Linked DNA regions of Homo sapiens: region 1 is linked to region 2. Evidence: chromatin loops called from intact Hi-C (ENCODE). Cell type or tissue: PC-9. All regions are shown on one strand. Links, peaks and the distances in the headings refer to the core of each region. The heading gives the core; the rest is flanking DNA.

The links. A loop is a pair of places that touch in the nucleus more often than their neighbours do. Peaks named below come from ENCODE experiments on the same cell type or tissue, not always from the same donor. Only the 100,000 strongest peaks of a DNase experiment are listed, where the experiment ranks them.
Region 1: it touches region 2 in a loop (1.8-fold over the local background); 2 of 110 quality-filtered maps call a loop at or near these places.

What each region holds. Positions count from the first base shown.
Region 1 is chr7:73,582,221-73,594,253 of GRCh38, reverse strand. MLXIPL (MLX interacting protein like) reads left to right here. Exons shown (of 17, transcript NM_032951.3): 17 at 271-1,052. The coding sequence ends at 389. Among named protein-coding and RNA genes, the nearest start is that of TBL2, 9.7 kb to the right of the region's middle. RefSeq lists enhancers at 5,683-6,183, 6,184-6,684. In PC-9, for the core only: no CTCF peak of the experiment used is centred there; a DNase peak (open chromatin) is centred at 6,293; H3K4me3 peaks cover 515 bases; H3K27ac peaks cover 1,236 bases.
Region 2 is chr7:73,816,645-73,828,677 of GRCh38, reverse strand. No RefSeq gene overlaps it. Among named protein-coding and RNA genes, the nearest start is that of CLDN4, 8.3 kb to the left of the region's middle. RefSeq lists enhancers at 185-479, 28-675, 676-1,323, 5,227-6,426, 8,221-8,799. In PC-9, for the core only: no CTCF peak of the experiment used is centred there; DNase peaks (open chromatin) are centred at 3,517 and 6,027; H3K27ac peaks cover 5,721 bases.

The DNA of each region.
Region 1 (12,033 bases), core at 1,676-9,675, 230 kb after region 2:
CCTGCTAGAGGGACCCAGCCTCGGGGGTGGAGGGAGCATTCCACCCTGCTTAGATCCCACATCCAGCTTGCCATCAACACAGCCTAGGGTTGTGGCCACCCCGCATCCCCCAGATGGTCCTCTGGCCACCAGACGCCTGTAGACAGAGGTTCTAGGAGGGGGTGACAGTCTTGCCAACTAATACCTCCCCCTATCCCTTTGGTTCCACATCCAAGGGTAGGGCCCTGACCCCAGGAAGTGTCTGTCTCTCTCTCTCTGTCTCCCACCCAGCTGTCCTGAACTCCCTACGCCAGCTGGGCACATCTACCAGTATCCTGACCGACCCGGGCCGCATCCCTGAGCAAGCCACACGGGCAGTCACAGAGGGCACCCTTGGCAAACCTTTATAGTCCTGGCCAGACCCTGCTGCTCACTCAGCTGCCCTGGGGGCTGCTTTCCCTGGGCACGGGCTCCAGGGATCATCTCTGGGCACTCCCTTCCTGCCCCAGGCCCTGGCTCTGCCCTTCCCTGGGGGGTGGAGCAGGGTCCAGGTTTCACACTTGCCACCTCCTGGAGGTCAAGAAGAGCAGAGTCCCCGTCCCTGCTCTGCCACTGTGCTCCAGCACCGTGACCTTGGGTGACTCGTCCGCTGTCTTTGGACCGCTGTGTTTCAATCTGCAAAATGGGGATGGGGAAGGTTCAATCAGCAGATGACCCCCAGGCCTTGGCAGCTGTGACATTGGGGGCCTAGGCTGGCAACTCCGGGGGCTCAACGGTGGAAAGAGGAGGATGCTGTTTCTCTGTCACCTCCACTTGCTCCCCGACAGGTGGGGCACAGACCTCTGTTCCTGAGCAGAGAAGCAGAAAAGGAGGTTCCCTCTCTCTGCTCCTTCACTGCTGACCCAGAGGGGCTGCAGGATGGTTTCCCCTGGGAGAGGCCAGGAGGGCCTGATCCCAGGAGACACCAGGGCCAGAGTGACCACAGCAGGGCAGGCATCATGTGTGTGTGTGTGTGTGGATGTGTGTGTGTGGGTTTTGTAAAGAATTCTTGACCAATAAAAGCAAAAACTGTCTGCTGGTTTGTTGGTGTGCTGGTCAGTGTCTCACACTGGGATGGAGAGAGAGCCTGTTGGCAGTGGGAAGTGGCTTTGCAGAGGGCCTGGGCATTTACTCTGAGCTGGAAGCAGCTGGAGGGCTTTGAGTGGAGGTGGGACAAGATCAGATGTAGTGGTGGCGAGCGCCTGTAGTCCCAGCTACTCAGGAGGCTGAGGCAGGAGGATCGCTTGAGCCCAGGAGTTCGAGGCTGCAGTGAGCTATGATAGCACCACTGCACTGTAGAGTGGGCAACAGAGTGAGACCCTGTCTCAAATAACAACAACAAAAAAGGCTGGGCACAGTGGCTCACACCAGTAATCCCAGCACTTTGGGAGGCCAAGGCGGGAGGATCATAGACCTCATCTCAGTAATAAAAAAGAGAAAAATAAATAAAAGAAAATCGGATGTAACTTTTTTTTTTTGAGACGGAGTCTCGCACTGTCACCCAGGCTGGAGTGCAGTGGCCCGATCTCGGCTCACTGCAAGCTCTGCCTCCTGGGTTCATGCCATTCTCCTGCTTCAGCCTCCCAAGTAGCTGGGACTACAGGCACCCGCCACCACGTCCAGCTGATTTTTTTTTTTTTTGTATTTTTAGTAGAGACGGGGTTTCACCGTGTTAGCCAGGATGGTCTCGATCTCCTGACCACGATTGTGATCCACCCACCTCAGCCTCCCAAAGTGCTGGGATTACAGGCGTGAGCCACCGCGCCCTGCCAGATGTAACTTTAAAAAAAAAAATTTTTTTTTTTTTGAGACAGAGTCTCGCTCTGTTGCCCAGGCTGGAGTGCAGTGGCGCAATCTCGGCTCACTGCAACCTTCGCCTCCCGGGTTCAAGCGATTCTCCTGCCTCAGCCTCCTGAGTAGCAGGGATTACAGGTGCGCACCACCATGCCCAGCTAATTTTTGTATTTTTAGTAGAGACGGGGTTTCACCATGTTGGTCAGGCTGGTCTTGAACTCCCGACCTTGTGATCTGCCCTCCTCAGCCTCCCAAAGTGCTGGGATTACAGGTGTGAGGCTGCCGCGCCCAGACAAAAAAATTTTTCTTATAAGAATAGAGTCAGCAGCCGGGTGTGGTGGCTCACGCCTGTAATCCCAGCACTTTGGGAGGCCGAGGCAGGCGGATCACAAGGTCAGGAGTTCGAGACCAGCCTGGCTAATATGGCAAAACCCGGTCTTTACTAAAAATACAAAAATTAGCCACATGTGCTGACACACGCCTGTAATCCCAGCTACTCAGGCTGGTCTTGAACTTTTGGGTTCAAGCAATGCTCCCGCCTTGGCCTCCCAAAGTGCCAGGATTACAGGCATGAGCCATGGCGTCTGGCCAGATGTAACTTTTTTACAGGAATCCCCTGGGTGCTGAGTTGAGACTAGGTGGATGCAGGGAGACCAGTTAGAGGACAGTTGCAGTCATCCAGGTGAGAGGTGATAGATTTGCTTCCTGGAGCTCCTCCCTCCATGGCCAGGAGACAGTTTGGAGAGGCTCGCTACCTTCAGAGTTGGAAGAAGGCAGAGCTGGGACCAAGGAGTGGAACCGACAGGGCATCCACTGGAACCACCCAGAAGGAGAATGTGCTCCCTTGGCGGGGCAGGTATGGAGGGTAGTGACCTCCCCGCTATGAGAGGTATGCATGCAGAGAGTGGATGGCCACTTAGTTGGGATGTCTTAGAAAAAACTGACAGCGGCCTGTGCGGTTGCTCACGCCACCCAACACTTTGGGAGGCCGAGGCGGGTAGATCACCTGAGGTCAGGAGTTCCGGACCAGCCTGGCCAACTTGGTGAAATCCCGTCTCTACTAAAAATACAAAAAAAATTAGCCGGGCATGGTGGCAGGTGCCTGTAACCCAGCTACTCGGGAGGCTGAGGCAGGAGAATCCCTTGAACCCAGGAGGTGGAGGTTGCAGTGAGCAGAGATTGCGCTACTCCACTCCAGCCTGGGTGACAGAGTGAGACTTCATCTCAAAAAAACATAAAAACAAAAAATAAAAAAACTGATCCTTCAGATGGGGCTGGGGTAGAAGGCCTCAGAGGCCCCAATATTTACTGAGTGCCTGCTATGGACTAGGCTGTGGTCTTGGCTCTGCAGATGCTGTTCACTACAGTATCTCTCTCTTTGTGGAGCTGACATTCCAGCCTGGCATGTTGGAATCCTCTCACGTTTCAGACCTTCTGGAGACATTTGCAGGACTGATGTATTCATGTTTATTTTTCATAGAGACAGGGTCTTGCTATGTTGCCCAGGCTGGTCTCACACTCCCTACCGCAAGTGATCCTCCCACCTTGGCCTTAGGCTTCCTGAAGTGCTGGGATTACAGGTGGCAGCCACCGTGCCTGGCCCATTTGCAGGATTTAAACAGCCTAAAGTATCTTCCATAGGTTTTCAGTTTCTCTCGTTCGTGCATAAGAAGAAGGAGAATCGCTGCCCGCAGATCTAGTATGGACTATGTGCCAAGCACTCCTATAAGCACTTTAGATTTTTGTTGTTGTTGTTATTTTTATTTTTAGTAGAGACAAGTTCTCACTAAGTTCCCCAGGCTGGTCTTCAGCTCCCAAGCTCAAGGGATCCTCCTGCCTTGGCCTCCCAAAGTGCTGAGATTACAGGCATGAACCACCACACCTGGCCACTTTATGTATATTAACTCACTTAATCCTCACAACACCTACCTCGTAGGCTTGCTGTGAGAACCTAAAAGGGTAAATATACACATATAGAGATTTACAGATTTATACATATATTTATAAATCTGTAAAATGGGGATAATAATTATATATTATATATATATTATGTTTGTATATTATGTTTAATAATATACAAAGATTATATTTATACATTATATTTAATATATTTTTATATATTATATTATATTTATAGTTTATATAAAATATGTATGAGTTAATATATATTCTACATATAAAGATATAGATTATATATAAATTTTTATATAGAGAATAAAGATTAAATAATTATATGTTAATCTATATATCTATATAATCTTTTTTTTTTTTTTTGAGACGGCGTCTCGCTCTGTCACCCAGGCTCGAGTGCAGTGGCGGGATCTCACCTCACTGCAAGCTCCGCCTCCCGGGTTCACACCATTCTTCTGCATTAGCCTTCCAGTAGCTGGGACTACAGTTGCCCACGACCACGCCTGGCTAATTTTTTGTATTTTTAGTACAGACGGAGTTTCACCGTGTTAGCCAGGATGGTCTCGATCTCCTGACCTCGTGATCCGTCTGCCTTGGCCTCCCAAAGTGTTGGGATTACAGGCGTGAGCCACTGCGCCCAGCCATATCTATATAATCTTTATATATAATATATAATATTACATTAATTTATATATTACAATTTGTATAACCTATACAATCTTTATATACAATATACTTTATATATTATATATAATATTTATATACAATATACTTTATATATTATATAAATCTTTATATACAATATACTTTATATATTATATATAATCTTTATATATTATAAATATATAGTTTTATATTTATAATATATAAATATATTACATTTTATAACTATATAGTTTTATATTTATAATATATAAATATATTACATTTTATAAAAATATATTTTTATATTTATAAAACCATATAAATATATTTTTATATTTATATTAATAAAACTATATAAATATATTTTATATTTATATTAATAAAACTATATAAATATATTTTATATTTATATCAATAAAACTATATAAATATATTTTATATTTATATCAATAAAACTATATAAATATATTTATATTTATATCAATAAACATAAATATATTTTATTTTTATATTAATAAATATAAATATATTTTATTTTTATATTAATAAATATAAATATATTTTATTTTTATAATAAATATAAATATATTTTATTTTTATATTAAATATAAATATATTTTATTTTTATATTAAATATAAATATATTTTATTTTTATATTAAATATAAATATATTTTATTTTTATATTAATAAATATAAATGTATTTTATATTTATAATATAAATGTATTTTATATTTATAATATAAATGTATTTTATATTTATAATATAAATGTATTTTATATTTATAATATAAATGTATTTTATATTTATAATATAAATGTATTTTATATTTATAATATAAATGTATTTTATATTTATATTATAAATGTATTTTATATTTATATTATAAATGTATTTATATTATAAATGTATTTTATATTTATATTATAAATGTATTTATAATATAAATACATTTATAATATAAATATATAATAAATATAAATATATAAATATATAAAATATATTGTTTATAATATATAGATTATATATAATATATAAGTTAAATATATTATATTTAATTTATATCTAATTTATCTATAAATTATATATAATATATACTTTAACAAATAAAGTACATATTTGTTTATAATGTATAAATATATTATAAATATATAATATAATTTATTATATATTATAATTAATATAATTATATATTACGATATAAATACATAATTATAATATAGTATATATGTATAATATATAATATGTAATATATAATTATATATTATAAATATACAATATAATTATATATACGTATTAAATACATATAAATATAATTATATATAATAGATAATATATATAATTTATAATATATATCATATAAATTATATATAATATATAATATAATATATAATATAATATATAATTATATATTATAATATATATAATATATAGTTATTATTCAGAGTTAGAAGAAGGCAGAGCTGGAACCGAGGCATGGAAGCTACAGGGCATTATATATATTTTATATATATTATATAATTATATACATTATATATAATATATATTATAAATATATAACACTATGTAAGAATGAGAATGAGTTGTAATAATTATCAGCATCCCCATTTTACGGGTGAGAAACTGAGACACAGACAGTTTCGGTCCCTTGACTCAGCTTGCTGGGCTGGTAAGCAGCCCAGCAGTGCCCACCCAACTGCCTTCGTCTGCCGTTGGCCGCTTCTCTGCTGTGACGGTGGCAGGTGCGCCCAGCCTTTCACGCATGCTCTTTGCTGCTGCAGACAGGCTGGCCGTGGCTCACCGCAAGGGAGGGTCCAGGCAGTGTATACGCTGCTGTTTTCACTCCCACGCGGCCAGAAGTTCCCCATCAAACATCCCCTTGACCCCGTGTCCCTTCCAGATGGCTTCTTCCCTTGAAAGAGTCATCTACACGTGCTCACTCTCCCTCCTCTCTTCCCTCTCCCCTCTTGGCTCCCCACGTTTGGGCTCCTCCTCCACCCTCACACCCCAGCTTCACCCCTGCGCTGACTCTGCTGTCACTGAGCTCACCTCTGACTGACCCGCTCCTTGCGAAATCCAGTGCCTGCTTCATAGTGCTATTCTGGTTTTTCTGCGGCCCTTGGGCCTCCGTCTTAAACCACTCTTTCCCTGGGAGTCCAGAATTCTCGGCCAGGCTCGGTGGCTCATGCCTGTAATCCCAGCACTTTGGGAGGCCAAGGCGGGAGGATTGCTTGAGGCCAGGAGTTAGAGACCAGCCTGGGCAACATAGTGAGACCCCATCTCTACAAAAAAATTAGCTGGGTGTTATGACATGGGCCTGTACCCCCAGCTACTCGGGAGGCTGAGCCCAGGAGTTCGAGGCTGCAGTGAGCTATGATTGCGCCACTGCACTCCAGCCTGGGCGACAGAGAGAGACCCTGTCTCAAAAATACAAAAAACAAAACAGAATTCTTGCCAAGCTCTCCTTTCCTCCTCCCTGCCAATGCCCTCCCAGGTCCTGCTGTGTGAGCCTCTTTCTAGGCCTGTCCCTTCCTTAGCCATTCCCTTCTTGCTCTCTGGCAAGCCCCAGGCCATCTCATCCCCTTCAGCCTCTCTGCAGAGGACCCCGACTCTGTATCTGCCTCGCTGTCTCCCCAGAGCTACACAACTACATGTCCGACCATCACCCTAACTTCTCCCTCTGAGCGCTCCGCAGCTCCCTTAACACTGACGGATCCCAATACAGAACTCACCACTTCCATAATCTTCCCACTCAAACCTGGTCCTCCAAGTGTGCCCCAGCCCTGGCACAGGCACCACCACCCGGACACTTGTGCAAGCTGGAAACCATCATCTTCAGCTCCTCCACACACCCCGCTGCCCTGCGCTAGCTGTCACTGAGGACGGAAGCCTGGCCAATTGAACATCTACCTTCATAGCCACCGCCCTGGTCCAATAGGACATCGCCTCTTCCATACATGTGCATTAGCCTCCTGTATCCCTTACAGTGAACAGCTTCTCAAACTTAAACATGCATTAATTATTAATAATGTGGGCCAGGCATGGTGGCTCACGCCTGTAATCCCAGCACTTTGGGAGGCCAAGGCTGGTGGATCACCTGAGGTCAGGAGTTCGAGACCAGCCTGGAAAACATGGTGAAACCCTGTCTCTACTAAAAATACAAAAAATTAGCTAGGCTTGGTGGCAGGCGCCCGTAGTTCCAGCTATTCGCGAGGCTGAGGCAGGAGAATGGTGTGAACCCGGGAGGCGGAGCTTGCAGGCTTGCAGTGAGCTGAGATTGCGCCACTGCACTTGAGCCTGGGCGACAGAGCGAGACTCCATCTAAAAAAAAAAAAAAAAATTAGCCTGGCGTGGTGGGCACCTGTAATCCCAGCTACTCAGTAGGCTGAGGCAAAAGAATTGCTTGAATCTGGGAGGCGGAGGTTGCAGTGAGCCGAGATCACGCCACTGTACTCCAGCCTGGGCGACAGATGAGACTCTGTCTCAAAAACAAATAAAATAAAATAAACGTGGTGGCTTTACTTTTTTTTTTTTTTTTTTTTTTGAGACAGGGTTTCATCCTGTCACCCAGACCAGAGTGCAGTGGTGCAAACGCAGCTCACTGCAGCCTCAACCTTCTGGGCTCAAGTGATCCTCTCACTTCAGCCCCTGCCAAACGCTGGGATCACAAGCATGCACCACCAGGCCTGGCTAATTTTTAAATTTTTCGTAGAGACTCTACAGACTTTTTTTTGTCTTGTTATATTGTCCAGGCTGGTCTCGAACATCTGGCCTCAAGCCATCCTCCCACCTCTGCCTCCCAAAGTGCTGGGATTACAGATGTGAGCCACCATGCCCAGCCAGTATGATGTTTAGACATCAGCATCTTCAAAGTGATTCCAATATGGAGCCATGGTCAAGAACCACTGTAATAGAGGCTTTGAGCTGCAAATTACATGTAGGGGTTCAAATTAGTTTAAATCAGTGCTTCTTAAACTGTACCATGCATCAGGATTAACTAGAGAGCTTGTTAAGGATCAGCTAGAGGGCCAGGCAAGTGGCTCACACCTGTAATCCCAACACTTTGGGAGGCCGAGGCAGATGGATCACCTGAGGTCAAGGGTTCAAGACCAGCCTGGCCAACTTGGCGAAACCCTGTCTACTAAAAATACAAAAATTAGCTGGGTGTGGTGGTGTGTGCCTGTAGTCCCAGCTACTTGGGAGGCTGAGGCAGGAGAATCGCTTGAACCCAGGAGGTGGAGGTTGGAGTGAGCTGAGATTACACCAATATACTCCATCATGGGCGACAGAGCAAGACTGTCTCAAAAAAAAAAAAAAAAAAAAAAAAGTACAGCTTGCTGGGCCCCACCTCCAGAGTTTCTGACCAAGTAACAGGTCTGGGATGGAGTCTAAGAATCTGCATTCCTGGCTGGGTACGGTGGCCTGTAGTCTCAGCCACTCAGGAGGCTGAGGCAGGAAGATCACTTGAGCCCAGGAGTTTAAGGCTGCAGTGAGCTATGATTGCACCACTGCATTCCAGCCTGGGCCACAGGGTGAGACGCTGTCTCAAAAACAGAATTTGCATTCCTAGTGCTGCTGGTCCAGGGACCTCACTTTGAGAACCACTACTTAAACAAGGTGGAAAGTTACCATTTCACCTAATGTAGAGAGGCCAGAGGTAGGGAGGACTCCAGACAATACAAGTTGGAGCTCGTGTGCTTCAGTTGTTTCTTTGGCTACTGTTTGCCTCTGACAAGGCCAGGCTTCAGGGCAGGTGTTCGAGGTGCTTTGTGATCCAACCCTGCTTTCCCTCCAGCCTCATTTCTCTCCATAGCCTCCCTCCCCTCACATCCCTAAAAGTCTTCAATCTCCAGTGGTACCTGGGACTCATCTTGCTTTGCTCTTGAAAGGTGTGATCAACCCATGAGGGAGGCAAGCTTAGGGATTCCTGTCTCTTTTTCTTTTCTTTTTGCTTTTTTTTCTTTTGTTGGAGACAGAGCCTCGCTCTGTCACCCAGGCTGGAGTGCAGTGATGCAATGTCAGCTCACTGCAACCTCCACCTCCCGGGTTCAAGTGATTCTCCTGCCTCAGCCTCCTGAGTAGCTGGGATTACGGATGTGCACCACCATGACTGGCTAACTTTTTGTATTTTTAGTAGAGACAGAGTTTCATCATGTTGGCCAGGCTGGTCTTGAACTCCTGCCTCAAGTGACCTGCCTGCCTTGGCCTCTCAATTTTCTTTTTTTTGAGACAGGTCTGTTGCCTGGCTGGAGTGCAGTGGCATGATCATAGCTTACCCACAGCCTTGAACTCCTGGACTCAAGCGATCCTCCTCCTGCCTTAGCCTCCTGAGTAGCTGGGACTAGAGGTGTGCACCACCACACCTGGCTAATTTTTTTTATACAAATGGAGTTTTGCTACTTTGCCCAGGCTGGTCTCAAACTCCTGGCCTCAAGTGATCCTCCTGCCTCAGCCTCCCACAGGCTGCGATTATAGGCATGAGTCGCTGTGCCTGGCCTCCTGTCTCCTTATTTACTTCTATTTTTTTTTCTTTTGATGGAGTCTTGTTCTGTCGCCCAGGCTGGAGTGCAGTGGCACAATCTTGGCTCATTGCAACCTCTTCCTCCTGGGTTCAAGTGATTCTCCCACCTCAGTCTCCTGAGTAGCTGGGACTACAGGCGCGTACCACCACGCCTGGCTAATTTTTGTATTTTTAGTAGAGACAAGGTTTCACCATATTGGTCAGGCTGGTCTTGAACTCCTGACCTCAAGATGATCCACCCACCTCGGCCTCCCAAAGTGCTGGGATTACAGGCATGAGCCACCGTGCCCAGTCAGAATCAGTTACTTCCACCTCCGTACCTCGGCTGGTTCTCGCTTTCCATGTAGCACTCCCTCGTGCTGTTTCACCTGTCTAAATGCCCATCCCTGAAGCTACAGTCAAGTCTCACTGCCCCTCAAGATCCATTGGCAAGTCCCCTGCTTCCTGATGCATTCAGCTTTCCTGAGTCCCGCTGTGTGTCCTCAGTTGTCCTTCCACGTATCAGTCTTGGCTTCCAACTGGGCTACATAAAACTTGAGAGTAAGAGCAAGGCCACGCCACAGCCAGAGTGGCTTGCTGGGAGGAGCATGGATTTTTTTTTTTTCTTTTTTGAGACAGGATCTCACTCTGTAGCCCAGGCTGGAGTGCAGTGGTGTGATCACAGCTCACTGCAGCCTCAAACTCCTGGGCTCAAGCAATCCTCCTGCCTCAGCCTCCTGAGTAGCTGGGACTACAGGCATGCACCACCACGCCTAATTTTTTTACTTTGTAGAGATGGGGTCTCACTTTGTTGGCCAGGCTGGTCTCAAATTCCTGGGCTCAGGTGATTCTCCTGCCTCAGCTTCCCACAGTGCTGGGATTACAGGCGTGAGCCACAGTGCCCTGCCCGAGTATGGATCCTGTAGTAGACCTGGGTTATTTCCCTTGCTTCCTTGTTGACCTTGGGCATATTATTTGATGTAAGCCTAGTGTTTCTCTCCATCTGCTTAAAAATTAAAATTATAACATGGCCTGTCTTAAAGGCCAACTGAATTCAAGGATATGAAAGAATTTGGTAGCCTCAACTGAGCTGTACAAAGAGAGGCTACTCTTTCTTCCTCTTACCCCACATCCACAGATTGCAGCCAGACAGGACATGTATTTGTCCCCAGGCTCACTCTCCACCTGTATGACCTTGGGAAAGTCACTTAACTTCCTAAAGCATCAGTCTCCTCATCTGTGAGAAGGGAATGTGAGCAAGTGAAATGAAACGCAAAGCTCCTGGATCAAACAGGTGCAGTGGCTCACTCCTGTAATCCCAGCAATTTGGGAGGTTGAGGGCGGGAGGATTGCTTGAGGCCAGGAGTTCTAGAGACCAGCCTGGGCAACATAGCAAGACCCTGTCTCTACAGAAAATTCAAAAATTAGCTGGGTGTGGTGGTGAGCACCTATGGTTCCAGCTACTTGGGAGGATGTGGTGGGAGGATTGCTTGAGCCCAGGAGTTTCAGGCTGCAATCAGCTGTGATTGCGCCACTGCACTCCAGCCTGGGCGACACAGTGAGACTCTCTTTATTAAAAAAATGCTCCTGGATCAATAAATGTCACATGCAAAATGCTTGGTAAATGAAATTCTTCTTAAAAGTGCATCTTTGGCCAGGCTTGGTGGCTCACGCCTTTAATCCCAGCACTTTGGGAGGTTGAGGCGGGAGGATCACTTGAGTTCAGGAGTTCGAGACCAGCCTGAGTAACATGGTGAAACCTTGTCTCTACAAAACACACACACAAAAATTAGCTGGGTGTGATGGTGCATGCCTGTAGTCCTAGCTACTTGGGAGCTGAGGCAGGATGATCGATTGAGGCAGAAGGATCACTTGAGCCCGGGAGGCGGAAGTTGCAGTGAGCCGAGATCATGCCATTGCATTCCAGCCTGGGCAACACAGTGAGACTCTGTCTCAAAATAAATAAATAAATAAATACTTTGAAAAGTGTAGCTTGTCTGTAGATGGTGTGAAGAAAGTGGCTTATGGCTGGGCCCACAGTCCTAAGTAGCAAGATAGGGAGGACAAGCCTCAGGATGCTCTAGACACCCCCTCGCACCCCTCCCTACCCCACTGCCCACAGCTGAGTCAATGCCAGTTTCCCGCAAAGGACAAAAGGGAAGGA
Region 2 (12,033 bases), core at 1,815-9,814:
TAACCTGGGAGATGGAGGTTGCGGTGAGCCAAGATCGCGCCATTGCACTCCAGCCTGGGTGATAGAGCGAGACTCCATCTAAAAAAAAAGAAAAAAAAAGACATGTTTGATGATGGAAAGAACGAAGCATTCTCCAGTTTCAAATCACACTCCTATACCTTGACCCCCATCATAGGCACACACACCAAAGCAAACAGAGATGGTTTCTGCCCAGACCACGCCTCCCTGGGGCTTTCTTTACAAGGCTCCCTCTACACACAGAGCCTATGGGCTGAATAACACCAGAGATAAGTAACATCATGATTGGCGATAAGTGCTTTCCTGGAGATGACCTCATCACAGCCTCCTGCCAGTCAGCAGGGCAGGGACTTTTATTGCCTTGGCTCAAAGGAGTACACTGAAGCCCAGAGAAGGCCAGGGCCTTGCCCAGGACGGGTGGGCACTCCAGCATGGGTGCCTCCTTCCCCAGGTGCCTCTTACCTGTGGTCCCAGCCAGGTAGCCTTTAACAAGCTTTCTGAGTAGACACGTGACTTGGCCAGATGGCCAGAACCTGCCCCCCCCAACCCCCCGCCCGCCTCCTGCCCCCCCGGCCCCCGGCCCCCGCCCTGCCACTTCCTGCCCTTGCTTTCCTGGGACACAGCCAAGTGCCACTTGGAGAAGCAGGCATGGGGGAGGGGAGCATGCAAGCCCTACAACAGTCCACCTGTGGCCCTAAGAAGCTGTCCTTCCCTCCCAGGCATAGCCACGCGTATCGGGAGCTGAGAGCAGGGAGGGGTTGGGGGTTGAGGAGAGGGCAGGTACAGAGGCTCCAGGCATAGAGCAGACACAGGGCAGGGGAAGAAGCACAGAGCTCACGCAGGGCTAGGGGACCCAGGTGTGAAGGAGAGGCCAGAAGGATGTCCTTGGGGATCAGCCAGTAGCTCAGCACAAGTGGAGCTGGAGAGAGATTTGTTGATGCTTTGTTGATGCCAAGAGACCGTTGGCTCAGTCCCACCCACCTGCTGCGGGAAAAACACCAGCAAAGGCAAGGTGCTTCTCTCCTCTCCGCTCCAGCTCCCATAGCCCTAAGGCAGAGGAAAACAAGGAAATTTACCTCTAGGCCTGCATCTGGCCCTCTTCCCAAAGCCCGAAGATCTTTTACAGGAACACCTTATAAGACATCTGCCATTCATCACCTTGGTTTTGGGGTCAGAGAGTACAGGGTTGGCACTCATTTATTTTCTTTTTCTTCTTTATAACATGCACTGTGTGATTTTGTGCTGACAGAATTGGATCACGTGCTTTTTTTTGTTTTTTGTTGTTGTTTTTTGTTGTTTTTGTTGTTTGTTTTTTGTTTTGAGACAACACGATCTCTGCTCACTGCAGTCTCCACTTCCCGGGTTCAAGCAATTCTCATGGCTTAACCTCCCGAGTAGCTGGGAGTACAGGCGCACACCACTACGCCCAGCTAATTTTTGTAGTTTTAGTAGAGACAGGGTTTCAGCATGTTGGCCAGGCTGGTCTCAAACTTCCAGCCTCAGATGATCTGCCCGCCTCGGCCTCCCAAAGTGCTGGGATTGCAGGCGTGAGCCACTGCGCCTGGCCACACCTGCTGGTTTCTATCAAGGATAAAAACCACCAGATCAGCTCACCCATCTCTGCCCACCCCATAAACCATCTTTCCAGCCCAGGAACCATCTCTGAGCCACAGCTTCCTCCTTTGTAAAAATGAGGATGTTGCACCCCCTCCAGGATCAAAAACAAAAACAGACGTGAAATGAGATGGGGATGTGAAAATGCTTCATGAGCCAAAAAGCTCAGGACAAAAGCTGGGAAGCTGTGTATCCATAAGCCATCCTACCAGCCCTGTGACCTTGGAGAAGCCAATTCCATCTCTGAGCCCCAACTTCCTCCTTTGTACAATGAGAACACTGGGGCCCACTCCCCAGTCTGAGATACACATGAAATGAGAGAAGGAAGTAAAAATGCTTTGTGAGCCAAAAAGTTTAATAACAAGAGGAGGGAGCAAAGTTCCGTACGCAAAGCAGCTGCTGCGCAGTTCGGATCCTGATCATAACAGGTGGGAGCTAGGACTTTTCAGACCCCTGTCCCCAGAGTTCCAGGGGCTTGGCCAAGTCCCCAGTTGTTTTGTTTTGTTTTGTTTTGTTCTCTTTTTTTGAGACGGAATGTCGCTGTCACCCAGGCTATAGTGCAGTGGTGCAATCTCGGTTCACTGCAACCTCTGCCTCCCAGGTTCAAGCGATTCTCCTGCCTCAGCCTCCCGAGTAGCTGGAACTACAGGTGCTCGCCACTACGCCCAGCTAATTTTTGTAGTTTTAGTAGAGACAGGGTTTCAGCATGTTGGCCAGGCTGGTCCCGAACTTCTAGCCTCAAGTGATCTGCCCTCCTCAGCCTCCCAAAATGCTGGGATTGCAGGCGTGAGCTACCCCGCCTGGCCCCAAGTCCCCAGTTGTAACACACACACATGCAGCTTGCCCTGAGTTCAGCTCCCTGGGAGTCCCTAGCAAAGGGGCAAAAACAAAGTCTCCCTTCTAACCCCAAGCTCCCGCTGGCATCTGAGCCCCAGGGCCAGTGATGGACCACTGTCCTGCAGCCAAAAAGATCTCTGTGAGCTGAGCAGTCTAGCTCCCAGAGCCCGTACTCCACGTCTTCTGGGAACAGGAAGACTAAAGCCAGGGAAGCCAGTGTATATTAAATTGATTCCTAGGGCGGACACAGTGGCTCACACCTGTAATCCCAGCACTTTAGGAAGCTGAGGTGGAAGGATCACTTGGGCCAAGAGTTCTAGACCAGCCTGGCCAACATGGTGAAACCCCGTCTATACTAAAAATTAGCTGGGCATGGTGGCGTGTGCCTGTGGTCGGGAGCTGCTCGGGAGACTGAGGTGGGAGAATCGCTTGAACCCAGGAGGCAGAGGTTGCAGTGAGCTGAGATCACACCACTGCACTCCAGCCTGAGCGACAGACCAAGATCCTGTCTCTTAAAAAATAAAAAACAGTAGGCCGGGCACGGTGGCTCACGCCTGTAATCCCAGCACTTTGGGAGGCGGAGGTGGGCGGATCACGAGGTCAGGAGATTGAGACCATCCTGGCTAACATGGTGAAACCCCATCTCTACTCAAAATACAAAAAATTAGTCGGGCATGGTGGTGGGCACCTGTAGTCCCAGCTACTTGGGAGGCTGAGGCAGGAGAACAGCGTGAACCTGGGAGGCGGAGCTTGCAGTGAGCCGAGATCACGCCACTGCACTCCAGCCTGGGAGGCAGAGTGAGACTCCAACTCAAAAAATAAAAAATAGTAAAGGATGGAATTTTTTTCTTTCTTTAGGCAACAAGATCCTATTTCTTTCTGAAGTCCTTGAGCTCAGATTGGAGTCCTGGCACCAGGCTGAACAGGAGAGTCCCTGGCCCTCAGCCTGACCGCCCACACCAGCGGACCATCCACCCCCTCGGCCTGGTGCTGGGTGATGGCAGGCCTGGCTGACCAGTCTGGCGAGACTGGCTGAGCGGGTGCTGCCCCCAGGTTGGGCACCACGTGGGCCGTGGGTGGGGGCGGTGGCCACCTCTGGGGTTTCTTCTAAGGAAGAGAAGAAAGACCATACTGATGCCTCCTGGCTGGAGTCCCAGGGTCTGGCACTTCTGGTGGCAAGGATGGGGAGAGGGGCTGAGCAAAGGGAGGGGACTCGGTGAGAGAGCTTAGTTAGAGAGACTCAGAAGAGATGACTGTGTGAAGGGGAGGAGGCTTACACAGGGGACAGGACTTAGAGGACCGTTGTTAAATTACTTTACCCCAAATCGGTGCATCGATTTCAGTTTATGTCTGTCAGTTTCAAAACACCTGGCCAGGCATGGTGGCTCATGCCTGTAATCCCAGCACTTTGGGAGGCTGAGGCAGGAGGATTACTTGAGGCCAGGAATTCAAGACCTACCTGGGCAACATAGTGAGACCCTTTTTCAAAAACAAATTTTTTTTTTTAATTAGCCAGGCATGGTCGCATACACCTGTAAATCCCAGCTATTCGGGAGGCTGAGGCAGGAAGATCACTTAAACCCAGGAGTTGGAGGCTACAGCGAGCCATGATCATGCCACTGCACTCCAACCTGGGTGACAGAGCAAGACCTCATCTCTAATAAATAAATAATTAGCAAGCCCGTATTTACCGTGACCTTCAGCATTCCCACCATCCTACCCAGCTGTCCAGCCCTTCACAGGCCATTCCCCCACTTCACAGGGAGGTCCATAAACCCTCCTTCCCACCCACCTCCCCGACTCCCTCCGGCTCCCGCCTCCTCACTTCAGGGCAGTCCTGTCTCTACTGGATTTTACTCCAATTTCCCAGAGGCGAGGGAGGAAGAGGACCTAAGGGCGGTGGAATTCCTGAAGACCCTCTAATCTGATGGAGGAGTCAATCCTCTCCAGCCCCACCCCTCCCTCTCCCCATTCAGGGCAGCCTCCTCCTGCCAGGCACCTCTGCCCTGGCCTCTCAGGGAGCAAGCCAGCCAGTAAACCATGTTTTGAGCACCTGCTTCGGGGCCAGGCACTAACCTAAATGCCTTCGGATAACATTGAATAACAGGAAGTCATTTTATCTCACTGCAAAACAGTGCAGGGGCATCATTGTTGTTCTCTTGTTTTTGTTTTTAAGACATGAAGTCTCGCTCTGTCACCCAGGCTACAGTGCAGTGGCACAGTCGTAGCTCACTGAAGCCTCAAACTCCTGGGCTCAAGAAAACCTCCACCTTCAGCCTCTGGTGTAGCTGGGACTACAGGTGTGCACCACCACACCCAGCTAACTTCTTATTTTTTTGTAGAGACAGGTTCTCCCGATGATGCCCAGGCTGGTCTCGAACTCCTGGCCTCAAGAAGTGATCCTCCTGCCTCAGCCTTCCAAAGTGCTGGGATTGCAGGTGTGACCATGCCTAGCCCATTCCCATCTTAGAGATGAGAAAACTAAGGCTCTGGGAACTGATGTGACATTCCAGGGCCACCAGAATAATGGCAAGACTGGTATCCACACCCTGCCTAATGTCTGATTCTGGGGCTCATCCTCTACCCCTACTCTCCTATTTATTACTCTTCGTCTTTTTTTATTCCTTCATTCTTTCTGGAAGGACATGCTGAGCGCACTGGGCCAGGCCCAGGGCTGGCATGGAGCTCATCAGGGTGTAATCAGGCCAGCCTGAATTTAAATAAACAGCTCCCACGCAGGGAAAACAAGCTCTGTGTGAGCACTGGAGAGTGAAAAATCAACTCTACCTGGGGCACACCAGGCAGGATTCCTGGAGGAGGTGGCAGGTGGAGAGGAGACCTGAAGGGTGAGTAAAAGCTTAGAGACCTATGAAGAGGAGAGAGCTCTCGCAAAAGGAGAGTAGCAGGGACAAAAACGGGTGTGTGTGTGGGGAGGAAGTATCTGTGGAAAACTCAACTTGAGGAGTCGGAAGCCAGACAGGTGAGGGAATAGGGCTGGAAAGTAAGTTGGGAGCATCGGTGTGGGCCTCAAGGGCGCAACCCAGGAGCTTGGGTTAATTGGAGGGAGAGTCAGGAGGGTGGCCTTGCTGTGGGCTGGGTGATGGAGGACAGAGGAGGTAGGGCTTCACTGGGAGGGTGTCCCTGTCTCAGGACCAACCAGGACTCCCAGAGAAGCCCCCCTGGTCCCAGGCCAGGACAGGTCTTGTCACCAGTAGGCAGAGCAAGGAGCTGGGATCGTCCTATCCTGCTTCCTCTTGGAATATCGGAGGATGCCAGAACACAGAACCCAGAAGCCGGGCACACCCCTGAGGATGACGGTTTACAGAGAAGCTGTCTGCTTCTGTGACACACCAAGAGGCTGAGAGAAACCCGCACGCTGACCAGGAGACTCCTAGGTCGGCAGCCCATGAGTCAGCAGTGACAGAGCCAGGGACAAAACCAAGGAATCCGGGATCATCAGCACCATCTCACCCCATTTCGGGGTGACTCAGAGATCGTATTATCCCTCCCGGCACAGAGGCCCCAGGCCTGGCCTCTCTCCTGCCCTGTGTCCCCGCCCCATCTCTCCCACGTCTCCCAGCATGGATGGGTGGACACCAGCCACGCCCTCTCCTGTCACACACAGATACTAATCTCTTGCCTTCTCAGAGCCCAAGAAGTCCAGCTGCCAGATCTTTGCCCTATTGCCAGGTGTACCTACTGACCCAGCCCTGCCGGAGCCCTCATTCCCTGCCAGCTCCCATGTCTGGATCATCTCAGGCCCCTGGAAGGGCACACCCCTCTCTGACCTGTCCCCTCCCCTGGGGAGCAGGAGGCAGGGTGGGGCCAGGAGCAGCCACACTGGTGATTAGGTTTGAGCTTTGTAATTTTTCAATTTTTTTTTTTTTTTTTTGAGGCAGAGTCTTACTCTGTCACCCAGCCTGGAGTGCAATGGCGCGATCTCCACTCACTGCAAGCTCCACCTCCCAGGTTCAAGCGATCCTCCTGCCTCAGCCTCCAGAGTAGCTGGGACTACAGACGCCCGCCACCATGCCCGGCTAATTTTTGTATTTTTAGTAGAGACAGGGTTTCGCCATGTTGGCCAGGCTGGTCTCAAAATCCTGACCTCAAGTGATCCACCCGCCTTAGCCTCCCAAAGTGCTGGGATTACAGGCGTAAGCCACCACGCTCAACTCAATGCTCTTTTTATATCAGGGCGTAAGCATTGTGGCTTGAGCTTTTGAAGTGTGCTTCAGCGCTCACCCACAGCACTCATCTCCCACCTCTTTTCCTCCCTCCCTCCCTCCCTTTATGCTTTCTTGCTTCTCTCCAACTGAGCAGGGGGAGTGTGGATGCCCAGGGGCCTGCCAGCTGCCACCCAGTTGGTGTCACTACCCCCCCAGCATCAGTCTCCATCCCCATGTCCCCATACAGGCTGGCTCTCCTCACCCACATCCGTGCAACAAGCATCCATGTTTATTTTCTTTCAGTCAATTTCATTCCCATTCTTTGCCATCTCAGCAGGCTGGCAGAGAACTCACAGTCAGTCCTTCCTGTAGCTCCCACTCTGACCTGGATATATGCGGTCCCAGGACATCAGGAAGGGAAGGCCCTCACTTGTCCCATCAGCCATTGCCAAGCTTTGGCTGCCATAAAAACCTCCAGGCTTCAGTTTGTGTGATGTCTTCAGGGCCTGGGGCTCACTGGCCTTGCAGTCACACTGAGGAATCAGAAATCACTGGTGGGACCAGACGAGGTGGCTCACGCCTGTAATCCCAGCACTTTGGGAGGTCCAGGTGAGAGAATCACTTAAGGTCAGGAGTTCCAGACCACCCTGGGCAACATAGCAAGACCCTGTCTCTACAAAAAAAAAAAAACAATTTTTTTAAAGATTTTAGGCCGGACGTGGTGCCACACAACTGTAATCCCAGCACTTTGGGAGGCCCAGGTTGGTGGGTCACTTGAGGTCAGGAGTTCGAGACCAACCTGGCCAACGTGGCGAAACCCCGTTGCTACTAAAAGTACAAAAATTAGCTGGGCGTGGTGGCATATGCCTGTAGTCCCAGCTACTTGGGAGGCTGAGGTGGGAGAATTGCTTGAATCCAGGAGGCGGAGGTTGCAGTGAGCCAAGATCACGCCACTGCACTCCAGCCTGGGCAACAGAGGGAGACTCCGTCACAAAAACAAACCAACCAACCAACAAAAAATTAAAATAGTTGTTATTGGGGTCTTTGTGAATAAAACAAAAATAAAATGGAGGCCGGGTGTGATGGCTCATGCATGTAATCCCAGCGCTTTAGGAGGCCGAGGTGGGCAGATCACAAGGTCAGAAGTTAGAGACCAGCCTGGCCAACATGGTGAAACCCTGTCTCTACCAAAAATACAAAAAATTAGCGGGGCATAGTGGAAGGCACCTGTAATCCCAGCTACTCAGGAGGCTGAGGCAGGAGAATCACTTAAACCCGGAGGCAGAGGTTGCACTGAGCTGAGACTGCACCACTGTGCTCCAGCCTGGGCAACAGAGCGAGATTCTGTCTCAAAAAAATAAAATAAAATGGAAAAAAAAAGAAGAAACAAAAAAATCTGTAATCCCAGCACTTTGGGAGGCCAAGGCGGGTGGATCACCTGAAGTCAGGAGTTCAAGACCAGCCTGGCCAAATGGTGAAACCCCATCTCTACTAAAAATACAAAAATTAGCTGGGCATGGTGGCGCACGCCTGTAATCCCAGCTACTCGGGAGGCTGAAGCAGGAGAATTGCTTAAACCCAGGAGGCGGGGGTTGCAGTGAGCCGAGATCGGGCCACTGCATTCCAGCCTGGGCGACGAGCAAAACTCTGCCTGAAAAAAAAAAAAGTGTTTTTTTTAGTTTAAAAGAAGTTTTTAAACTCCAAAAAATGTATGCAGATACTTCTGCCCTCATGGCGGGGAGAATAACATGAGTATGGGCTGTACAGGGTGACTTCGTTCCAAGGGGTGCAGCACAGGAAGGGTAACATTACAGCGGAGAAAGCTGGCAATCACTGCCCCAGCCAGGAGATCAAAGTCAACATCAGTAGTTATTTGTCATGCTAATAATCTATACTCGTGATAGAATGTAAAGCAAATGGCACTTTACCTGTGATCTTTCTCCTAAAAACCCATAATCCTAATCTAATCATGAGAAAAACATCAGACAAATCCCAAGACAGGAGCATCTGCGATATAGCTGACCAGCACTCCTAAAACCTGAAGATCGTCATAACAAGGAAAGGCTGAGACACTGTGGCAGCCAAGAGGAGCCGTCGTTACGTGATGACTAAATGTCACCTGGTGTCCTGGGTGGGCTCCTGAAGCAGAAACAGAACACTGGGGAAGAGCCATAGAAATCAATATATGTAAACGAATGCAAATATGTGTAAATAAATGTAAATAGTATGTAAGTAAGTGTAAATTGTATGTAAATAAATGTGATATGGGATCCCAGATGAGATCCTGGAACAGAAAAAGACCATTAGATAAAAAACTGTGTGGCTGGGCAAGGTGGCTTACGCCTGTAATCCCAGCACTTTGGGAGGCTGAGGAGGGAGGATCACTTGAGGTCAGGAGCTCGAGACCAGCCTGGGCAACATGGTGAAACCCCGTCTCTACTAAAAGTACAAACATTAGCCAGATGTGGTGGCGGGTGCCTGCAGTCCCAGCTACTCGAGAGGCTGAGGCAGGAGGATTGCTTGAACCCGGGAGGCGGAGGTTGCAGTGAACTAAGATCACACCACTGCACTCTAGTCTGGGTGACCGAGCCAGACTCTGTCAAAAATAAATAAATAAATAAACAAAAAAACCTGTGGCAATCCATATAAAGCATACACTTCAGTTAATAACATTGTATCAATATTGATATCAACATTGGTTCATTAACTGAAACAAATAGGCAGTATTAATGTAAGATTTTAATAGTAGGAGAAAGTGTGGGGATACACAGAACTCTGTATGATCCTCTCAATTTTTCTATAAATCTGAAACTGTTCTTAAAAATAAAGCCTGTAGGCCAGGCCCAGTGGCTCACGCCTCTAATCCCAGCACTTTGGGAGGCTGAGGCAGGCAGACCACCTGAGGTCAGGAGTTCGAGACCAGCCTGGCCAGCATGGTGAAACCCCGTCTCTACTTAAAATACAAAAAAAATTAGCCAGGCGTGGTGGCAGGCATCTGTAATCCCAGCTACTCAGGAGGCTGGGGCAGAAGAATTGCTTGAAACTGGGAGGCGGAGGTTGCAGTGAGCCGAGATTGTACCACTGCACTCCAGCCTGGGCAACAGAGCGAGACCTGATCTCAAAATAATAAATAAATAAAAATTTAAAAAATAAATTAAAAAATAAGAGCTGGAAGAAAGAAAGAAGAGGCCGGGAACAGTGGCTTGAGCCTGTAATCCCAGCACTTTGGGAGGCTGAGGTGAGAGGATCTCCTGAGGTCAAGAGTTTCAGACCAGCCTGGCCAACATGGTGAAACCTCGTCTCTACTAAAAATACAAAAATTAGCCAGGCGTGGTGGCACTCAACATAGTTCCAGCTACTCAGGAGGCTGAGGCACAAGAATCACTTGAACCTGGGGGGTGAAGGTTGCAGTGAGCCAAGATCGTGCCACTGCACTCCAGCCTGGGCAACACAGCAGACTCCATCTCAAAAAAAAAAAGGAAGAAAGGAAGGAGGGAGGAAGGGATGAAGGAAGGAAAAAGGGAGGGAGGCAGGGAGGAGGGAGAAAGCAAGGGAGGGAGAGAGAAAGGAAAGAAGGAAGGGAAGGAGGGAGGGAGGAAATCAAAGGAAGAAAGGAGGGAAGCTGAGCCCCAGCCTCACCTCCTCTAGGGAGACTTCCTGGCTTCTGCTTGGGCAGTAAAGGGGCATTGAAGGAGCCAGCGGGCAGGACTCAGTACTCAACGTTGCTCAAGTTCCAGAACCTCTGGTGGAGAATGTCCTGTTCATAGGAGATGCATGCTGAAGTTCTGGACAGTCAATTGTCATGATGTATTCATCTAGCTTTCAAATGGTTCAGGAAAAAGCGAAGTGCGTGTATGTAGGGAGAGAAGAGATAGACTGCAACCATAGTAATGTTAGCGTTTGGTGAACTGGAGCAAAGGGCATCTGAAAGTTCACTGGACTATTCCTGCAACTTTTCCGTAGATTTTTTTTTTTTTTGAGATGGAGTCTTGCTCTGTTGCCCAGGCTGGAGTGCAGTGGTGTGATCTCGGCTCACTACAACCTCTGCCTCCCAGGTTCAAGTGATTCTCCTGCCTCAGCCTCCCGAGTAGCTAGGATTACAGGCGCCCACCACCACGCCTGGCTAATTTTTGTATTTTTAGTAGAGACGGGGTTTCACCATGTTGGCCAGGCTGGTCTTGAACAACTGGTCTCAAGTGATCCGCCCACCTCGGCCTCCCAAAGTGCTGGGATTACAGGCTCAAGCCACCGCACTCAGGCTTCTGTAGCTTTTTAAGTTTTTCTTTTTTCCTCTTTTTTTTTTTTTTTTTTTGATACAGGGTCTCACTCTGTTGCCCAGGCTGGAGTGCAGTGGCGCCATCTTGCCTCACTGCAACCTCAACCTCCCCAGGCTCAGGTGGCCCTCCCACCTCAGCCTCCTAACTGAGACTACAGGCACATGCCACCACACCCAGCTAATTTCTGTATTATTTGTAGAGATGGGGTTTTGCCATGTTGGCCAGGCTGGTCTTGAACTCTTGGGCTCAAGCAATCCACCCACCTTGGCCTCCCAATGTGCTAGGATTACAAGTGTGAGCCACTGCGCCCAGCCAGCCTGGTTTTAAGTTTGCAAAATAAAAACTGGAGAGAAAAATTAAGAAGGGGAGAGTCAGGTGAGTGAGTAGGAGGAACTCACCTCCTAGGTGGAAAAACATGTGGCAAAGGCCCGGAGGCATGGGAGAGCTGGGGTAGGACCTGGGGCCTGGGAGGTGTGGCTGAAAGAAGGTGAGAGAGGGCAACTGGAGGTGGAGGGGCCGGTGCTATGGTTTATGGTTTCCATATTTGTCCACTTGAAATCTCATGTTGAAATTTTTTTTCCCGAGATGGAGTTTTGCTCTTGTTGCCCAGGCTGGAGTGCAATGGCGTGATCTCGACTCACTGCAACATCCGTCTCCCGGGTTCAAGTGATTCCCCTGCCCCAGCCTCCTGAGTAGCTGGGATTACAGGCATGCGCCACCACACCCAGCTAATTTTTGTATTTTTAGTAGACACAGGGTTTCACCATGTTAGTCAGGCAGGTCTCAAACTCCTGACCTCAGGTGATCCGCCCACCTCGGCCTCCCAAAGTGCTGGGATTACAGATTTGAGTCACCTCACCCAGCCCAGTGTTGAAAATTGATCCCCAGTGTTGGAGTTGGATCTGGTGGGAGGTGTCTGGGTTCTGGGAACAGATCCCTCATGAACGGCTTGGTACCATTCTTGCAGAAGGGAGCGAGTTCTCACTCTTAGTTCCTGCAAGAACTGGTTGTTGAAGAGAGCCTGCCACCTCCTTGCCCCACTCCCCACCAACTCTCTCTACCTTCTTCTGTCATCATGTGATCTGCAAACACCTTTGGAAACTTCCTGAGGTTCTCACCAT